3 separate regions of the Homo sapiens genome follow, and all the other regions are linked to region 3. Evidence: chromatin contacts called from ENCODE Hi-C data. All regions are on one chromosome and are shown on one strand. Each heading gives the region's core, a stretch centred on a gene start or an enhancer-like site at or near the end of the contact. The rest is flanking DNA. Distances are from core to core; before and after follow the strand shown.

Region 1 (2,700 bases), core at 131-2,630, 3.5 Mb after region 3:
TCTCATGTATATATGAACATCTAATTATCTACCCTGTAAATTTTATCGAGACTAACTATAAGTACTTGTCCAGATTTCTTTGTTTAATATACCACCAAAGTCATTTACCTGTGATTTTTCATTTTTCCCCATTTTTGTTTTGATCAGGACACAATACAAAATTTTTATCAAAGGTATCAATCTCTGTATTTAGCATAATTCATAACCTAATTTAACAATTACTTTAGTGAGCATCTGTACAATATCTGTTTTAAAGACCTATAGGTAAAAGAAACTATTATTGACCATATAAGGTATCAACCAAAACTGTGCTTGGTGTATACACCAACTTTGTAACCACAAAATGGTTACTTTGTCCAATGCAGAGCCCAGGGGAAATACTTTTTTTGTAACTGAGTTTTAGAAATTATTCATTCTAAAACCACATAAAATAATTTTTAAACAAAATCACTCTTATCTGCCCTGAAATTAACTAATTGTATCCCTTTATTCTAAGTCACATCTCCTCAAAATTTGCAGGTAGAAATCCGCTTCCTACACAGTTTCAGCTTTCTCCAAAAATATCAGATACGCAGAAAATAAAATAGAAAACATTCTGCCTTGATGAGTAGAAAAATGATTCTAGAAAAGGGTAGGAAATCCCCTTCTGAATCCAGGTGTTTCAACTTCATTGAATACTGCTGTGTGGTTTGTTACCGGTTTTTTAATGAGAACAGGCTTGTGTACCACAAACTGTGTCCTCACTGTTATAAATGGGCCACTAACTTAGCCAGTAAACTTGTATAGGATGTGATGTGTCCAGTCCTTTGGGCAAGATGCCCCACCCTTTTTAATGAGGAGGAGGGGGCATTTTAAACCACCAAGGGAAAATATTGAGCATATTGAATGTGAAACTTCTGATTCTTCAATTACATTATTTTTCCCCCAGGGATAAAAAGGAGGGCACTCTCTCTATCAGAAGGGCGGTGTCACGTGAAGTGCAGCTGGTGCGGGTGGTGGAGAGGCCAAGCCTTTCGCAAACCACCTACAACTCTTACCACCTGAATGAAGCTTCTGAGAAGGGGTACTGCATCTTGAAGCCAGACAAGAATCCCTGAAGGGGAGAGGGAGTGAGGAGGGAAGGGGGGAGACTGGGAAACAAGAAATCATCTCCTCTGACCTCTAGTGAAGTGCCAGGTTTTTTCTTTAGCTCTTCACATTTTCTAAATTTGCAGATCTGGTGTCCCGTTTTGCGGTTCCTGCAACTGCTGCAGACGCCACAGTTGATGAGCCTCTTGCAGGGCACGCAGACCCCACACCTTTTCCTCTTCTTCTTGGCTGGGTTGGCTCCGCCAGCTCCCCCTGAGGAGGACGAGGAGGAGGAGGAATGATTCTGCGGGCAGTCTGCCAGATTGGCAATTTGAAACGCACTGTCTGTGACGGCTGCTGAGGCTGCTGCGGGGGAGTGAAGGGCTGTCATGACGATGACCCCTGGAGGTAATGAGATGCCCCCTAAAGCCGGGATAGCGGAAAAAGTCCCCACGCGCTCGGGGAGATTCATTATCTCTGCTTCAGCAGCGCCGCATTTGAGCTTGTTCATGCATTCCCCCGCCAAAGGTCTGCAGTGTTCAGGGGATAAGGTGGAGAGGAAATTAGTATTTGCCATTTGCAACGACGGCTCTGGCGGGCAGCCAGCTTTCCCCAGCCTCTGGGAGTCGTTTCGGTGGTGCATGCTGGTCCTGCTGCCGCCGCCGCCGCCGCCGCCGCCACCGCCGGCGGGGAGGATCGCCGAGGAGGAGGAGGCGGAGGAGGAGGCGGCGGCGGAGGAGGATTTCCTGCCGCCCCCACCACCCCCGCCCCCGCCTCCGCCGCCGCCGCCGCCGCCGCCACCCCCCCCGCCGCCGCCCCCGCCCCCGCCGCTGCCCCAGAGCATGGCGGTGGCGGCGGCGGCGGTGGCCGCGTTGTCGCAGTTCCAGGGGGACATGCCGATGCGCGCGGCGGCCGCGGCGGCGGCGGCGCTGCTGGGGAAGATGGGGGTGGTGATGCGCGCGATCTTGGCCGCCTGTGGGAAGGCGCCCCCGTTGGTCTTGTAGAAGGAGGTGGCAAAGGAGCGGTAGCGCTCCATTTCCGAGTTGTAATCCACAAGGCTGTTCAGAGCCCCCTCGGGCAAGTGGCTTTCCTTGGGCAAGCCCGGGGCCTCCGGGCTCGGCCCGGGCTCCACGCAGACATTGGTGTTCATGGTGCAGGGGGGGAAGAAGGGGTGCAGGGTGGAAGTGGGGACCGCCTGGTCCGACACCTGGGTGGAAAAGGGGGAAAGGTGGGGGGGAGGGAAGGGAGTGATGGTGGTGTTGGGGTGGGGGCCGAGGCGGGTGGGGAAAGTGGGTTCGGGTGGGGAGAGCAAGGTGAGGGCTGCTTTATTCCTCTCTGGGGCTCATTTCCACAGACGGTGAATTCCCAGGCAGCGTCTTCCTTTGCATTATCCTCCAACTGTTACAACTAAAATAAAGAAAGTCATTCCAACGAGCTGCACGAGGAAAAAGATTAAAAATAAACAACCTCCCTCACTAACCCACCGCAGACACCGAAAGCTCCCACATTCTTCCATCAGGTCGTTTGCATAAGAATCATCAAGACGTGACCCCCCCCAGCCCATCCCCCCCAACTCTCCCAACCCCCGCTCCCTCCCTCCCCACAGCAAACCACAGCTCCTCCCCCCTATTC
Region 2 (2,700 bases), core at 52-2,551, 4.0 Mb after region 3:
AAGCTGCCAGAACACTTGTTTTTGGCTCACATAATATATTCAGTGAGTAAGACTTTAGTCATTTTGTTACTATTGTGTGACATGGGAGACTGAGAACAGGAACAGAGAAAGGAGAAGCAGCACAGCACTCAAGAGTGGGGTGGGAATGGGGAGAAGAGGGACCTCCACTCTCATCTGAATCAAGAAAGATTCTGGAAATCTTGTGGGTAGAATGAAGTCAGCCCTTCCTGTTTCCTAAATGTCCTTCCTTGTGATGAGTTTTAATTATCTAAACCTGTCATAAAACTCTACAGAGTCTCTTTGTTGTCTTTAAAGACTTCTTTTTGCTGGCTCTTTTTATTCATTCTTTATTTCTGTGGTGACCAAAAGGATCAATCTCAGCTATATTTTCTGGAGAGGCCCAGGAGAGGGAATTCCAGTTTTGTTGTTCAGTTTCAGCCCTGTACTAGTTTTATAAAATTATATCTATTTTGGGGGGCTCTTTCAAAGAAAGTGTAACTAATCAAGATATATTTGAAAATGTACTCATTCAATTAAAAACGCTTATTAAGCGATTGACAGGTTTCAGGCACTGACTGTGTATTAAGCATACAAAGATAAGGAAGATATGGTTATACTAGAAGTAAAAACCTATCCTTAATAATATTCTGGGGCAGCCGGGCGCAGTGGCTCACACCTGTAATCCCAGCACTTTGGGAGGCCGAGGTGGGCGGATCATAAAGTCAGGAGTTCGAGACCAGCCTGACCAACATGGTGAAACCCCGTCTCTACTAAAAAAAATACAAAAATTAGCCGGGCATGGTGGCATGCACTGTAATCCCAGCTACTCAGGAGGCTGAGGCAGGAGAATTGCTTGAACCCAGGAGGTAGAGGTTGCAGTGAGCTGAGATCACACCACTGCATTCCAGCCTGGGCAACAGAGGAAGACTCCATCTCAAAAAAAAATAAAAATAAAAATAAAAAAAATATATATAAAATATTCTGGGGCATTGCATACCACAGGCCAGAACAAAATGACCCCAAGTTATAGGAAAACAATAAAACAGATTTGTCATACTCTAGAAATAATTCAGTCAAAAGTACTAAACATTTTTTCAATGAAACAAGAAAAGTCATGTTCTTACTGATGACTATTTTACTACTGTGATTGTCTTTTATGTAAAACTTTTAAACCCTAGCAACATTAGCCATTCCTCCTGGTTCCTGTTAATAAGTCTGTGCTTCACTGAACATCCTAATCACCCACATTTACCATCACTTTACCATGAAAGAGGAAGAGAATGGTGACTTCACAAAAGTCAATAAAGAAGAAGTGGAAACAGTGAAGTGAGGGGAAGCCTCAAGGCAGCAACTAAGAACAACCTATAAGCACAGAGAATAATAGTGGTCAGGTTTTTAAAGACCACAGGACCTCTGGGAGTGACTCATTTGGAGAACATACTATTTCTGCCTTTGACTCCACAGTGAGGTCTGCCCATACGGTGTTGGTGGTGTTATTTTATGTAAGATGTAGCTCAGTTGCCAAAGAAGTACATGTTTTCCTCAGCCCTATATGACTTAAAGATCCCTCTAAAACTCAAATTAACACATAACGTGTAAATCACATATACACAGTGTTTAGTGTCATATCATAAAATGTTTTTGCATCAATGAGTTAGTTGTTACTGCTTCTGCAGTAACATCTTCTGCAGAAGGAACTGCAGATATGTGAGTATAGGAGAAAATAAACATATCCCTCACAGTCTGCTTTCTTTGTTTAATTCATTCACTAGACTGATCATTCTAAGGAGGATTTTGTGCTGCTCTTGTTTTGCTGCTGGGCCTATCCTGTTTCCATTCCCAAATCAAGTATTCCTGGAATTTAAGGTATCACTTTACCAGCCTGACCACAAGTTCCCCATTGTTTCCTCTGCTCTGCTCATGACCTGGAATAATGCCTCTCCCTGGATACTAAATTTACTGACCCTGCCTAGGACCGAGAAGATTGATGAGTCCTCAACCCGTGCATGTCTTCAAAAAGGTAAGACAGACCAGCAAAGCAGTAAAATGACAGACCCATTGTTTGAGCCCAACGCTGGGACTTCCCCTTTTGTATAAGCTGAGTCACATTTTTCCTGTTGTCAACTTGAAGCCTGTTCGTTGATGTACGATAGGACTATCTTGCTGATATATAAAGTCAGGCAGACAGGTTTCCTTGCATTTGTTTGCCTTACCTTGGACCCTTACCAATTAGAAACTGTCCACTGGCCAAAAGAGATAAGACATGGTTTATTAAAGCTCAGATACTACATTGAATGAAATAATTTCTGACAATTTTCTTCTGTTAAAGTGCCATCCGAGGTTCCTGCCTTGTGCAATCTTACTGATTTTGACAGAGGTCTTTTGGGATGTATATGTGCATTTTATTCTTGATATCTGTTCAGTTGACACATGTTTTAAAACCACAGATATATTTGATTGGTTGGCAAATTGTGAAAACAGGAAGTCAAATAATGGAATCAACTGTGAAACAACCATAACAAGTGAAGCTTTTCTGCTTAAGTGCCAAGATGGGAATACTGTTATGAGTAACAAACAAAATGAAATGATAATGTCAATATAATTCCAACAGGAAGAGTGAGCATCTGGACTGCCCTAATTATCATATTTCCAGTGCTTTATAACCAATGAAATGGTTTTTACATTTTACTCTCCAATATT
Region 3 (2,700 bases), core at 138-2,637:
GTAGCGGGCGCCTGTAGTCCCAGCTACTCGGGAGGCTGAGGCAGGAGAATGGTGTGAACCCGGGAGCGGAGGTTGCAGTGAGCCGAGATCACGCCACTGCACTCCAGCCTGGGAGACAGAGTGAGACTCCATCTCAAAAAAAAAAAAAAAAAAAGAAAAAGAAAAAGAAAGAAATATATCATAAGTATTATTCTTTTGTCCTCCCCATCTAGATTTACTATGCCTCTGTCAAGGTAGTGGTTACATTACTGTGGTAAGCAATGAATTCAGTTTCGTCTTATTTATAGGCTACTTTGGTAGTATTTTCCAGTAGTGAAACAGTGTTGCATGAGGAAGTGATGCCAGGAGCTGTGACCATCCTTGCAACCACAAGGACGGAAGCCAATAGAAGAATAGTGTGAGAAGGATAGAAACAGCCTCAGTCCTTAGTGATGCTGTTGAGCCACCAAACTAACCTTGGGTCCTCGAAGTCGCAGATGTCCTTGTCTGGGAATTGTAAATGTCTCTGTGGTTTGAACCCAGTTAGGTATTTTGTTACTTGCAGCCGAAATACCTCCTGATACAAACACTGATTTGGCTCCATCTTAGCTTCTCATTCTCATCACTTTTTGTGCCCCACCCCTCCTTTGCTTTCACCAAGTGGTCAACATATCACTATTTTTCTGGATCTTTTCCTCTGCTCTCACTTTTTCCTCTCACACTGGAGCCCCCTCTATGCCTGCCCCCTCTGCAGCCTCTCCAGCTTTCCTCTAGGTAGGAAGATTCCAACCAAGTCAGCTTTGCCTAGGTTTTTCTGACTACACCTACCTTCTCAGCCGCCCACCACACTCACAGGTGCTCACACACGCATACACAATCTTCACCTACGGAATATCTGAAGCACTCATTTGACTCTGCATGCTGCTGAATACAACAATAACTGAAGTTTACTGAGTGCCTACTTTCTGCCAGGCACCATGCCTACTACTTTATTTGCATCATCCCTTTTGAAACCCGTGAAAAGCTTATGAACTAATTACTGTCATTGCCTTCATATCACCAGGGAGAAAATGAGATTTAAAGAAGCTTAGTTTCTCAAGTTCACACAGACATCTAATAAGTATCAGAGCTATAAAAATTCCAACCCAGGCCTAACTGTAGGCCAGGACTGGTGTCAAGAACCCTATACAGAAGTGAGTACATGTGGCACACACATTGATTTATTTTCACTGCCACTGCATATTGTGAGAGACTAGATTTTTGTCTTGAATTTCACTGTACTCCTTTCTCTGCCACAGGCCTAGTAGAAATAGCTACACAATAATGCACCCAGTTGATCAGGTGGTAGTCCTCTCCCCAAGCACTCTCACATTCTCCAGCTGTGGCCTTCCCTTCTCTATAAACACAGCTATCTTTATTAGTCTGTGACTAGCCCTGTCAGAAACATATGAGTTAAATTTTACTAAGATGTTAATAGCTGACAAAGGTTGGTGGTTTCCTTCTCTGATTTGTATCTTAAAAAAAAAAAAAAAAGATTTTTAGAGAAGGTGTTTTGAACTCAAAGGAATGACTCATGGTAAAACTTCCGGAAGGTAAACAGTGTTGAATATATATTCAAAAGGCATTTTGTGAGCAAATTCTGGCAAGCTGATGGTGATAATGGGTGTGGTTGTTATGGTAAGGTAGGGTGGTGTGAAATAAGCAATCTTTTCAATATGAAAGCATTCCATTCTCTTCAAGGCACAGGCAACTTTTTTCATTGATTCTTCACCAGGAATCTCCAGATACTCCACCACCACTTATCTCCTTTTTCTGGGTGAAGTCTAATACACTAAAACAACAACAACAACAACAAAACCACCGCTTTCTTCTCATAACCTTTTCAGTTGTGAATGTTGTATTACATACTTAAATAATTCCCACATTTTTGTGTAAATTCATATCCATTAAACAACTATAAATGAAAATTAAATTAATCATACATAATCTTGTGTAACAGCCGTGTTAAGCAGTAAAATATTTGCCTGTGCTAGAAAATCTGTAGAAATAAAAATATAGAACTGAAATTTAAGTTAGCTTTAGAAATAAATTGGACTAGGTTTCTCAAACTTGTCTGATCCACAAGAATTTTGGTGGATGCTTATTAAAATGTAGGCTCCACTCCAGACCTTTGGGGACCAGGAAATTCTTACGAGAAAGAACAGGTAACATTGAACTGGGGTAAGTGTTTCAGCTGCTCTTCAATAATGGTTTGCCATTTGGAATCTGGGAGTGCCCACACCATAAGGTCATGCCAAAAAATATTTTATTTCTCCTTCCCTACCTCCCCTTCTTCCAAGAAACACTATGCCAGGCAGTGTTTCATCCTAAGAATGCAAAGATAGCAACAATGCTCACTGCAGTGCCAGACAGACAATAAACAATTACATGCAGTGGATTAAGTGTCAAAACGGAGGTAGTACAGGATACTGTGTGCTTAGAGAGGAGGAAATGACTCATTCCAGTATTTAAGACACATCTGAAATCTGCACATAGAAGATGCATGAATACAGACCCAGAGAATTGAGGAAGCCTGGTGTCTTCCGAACATTGTGAGAAGTCCACTATGGCCGAAGCTCAGGGTCAAGTTTGGGGTAGATGAGATTGGCAGGAATCAGATCGTGAATACACTTACATGCCACCTTGTAAGACTCTCTGCAGGACAGTCCTGCAGACAACCTG

What was found. A loop is a pair of places that touch in the nucleus more often than their neighbours do. Pooled maps may share reads with other maps.
Region 1: a pooled map shows a loop between it and region 3 (10-fold over the local background). The contact joins the promoter of CXXC4-AS1 here to the enhancer-like site in region 3. A Hi-C loop is called at or near these places in 2 of 37 single-sample maps with no recorded cell type and 3 of 50 pooled maps.
Region 2: a loop to region 3 is called in a pooled map, with 28 times the contacts of the local background. The contact joins two enhancer-like sites. A Hi-C loop is called at or near these places in 4 of 37 single-sample maps with no recorded cell type and 7 of 50 pooled maps.

What each region holds. Positions count from the first base shown.
Region 1 is chr4:104,489,585-104,492,284 of GRCh38, forward strand. It overlaps CXXC4-AS1 (CXXC4 antisense RNA 1), which reads left to right and starts at 1,381. Exons shown (of 10, transcript NR_125926.1): 1 at 1,381-1,476. It overlaps CXXC4 (CXXC finger protein 4), which reads right to left. Exons shown (of 3, transcript NM_025212.4): 2 at 1,160-2,475. The coding sequence starts at 2,218.
Region 2 is chr4:105,059,455-105,062,154 of GRCh38, forward strand. No RefSeq gene overlaps it. Among named protein-coding and RNA genes, the nearest start is that of TET2, 86 kb to the right of the region's middle. RefSeq lists enhancers at 1-23, 1,499-1,598. Within about 2 kb of position 1,302, at least 7 of the 41 ENCODE cell types and tissues checked have a DNase peak (open chromatin) inside an H3K27ac peak, as active enhancers do.
Region 3 is chr4:101,018,689-101,021,388 of GRCh38, forward strand. No RefSeq gene overlaps it. Among named protein-coding and RNA genes, the nearest start is that of LINC01218, 140 kb to the left of the region's middle. Within about 2 kb of position 1,388, at least 12 of the 41 ENCODE cell types and tissues checked have a DNase peak (open chromatin) inside an H3K27ac peak, as active enhancers do.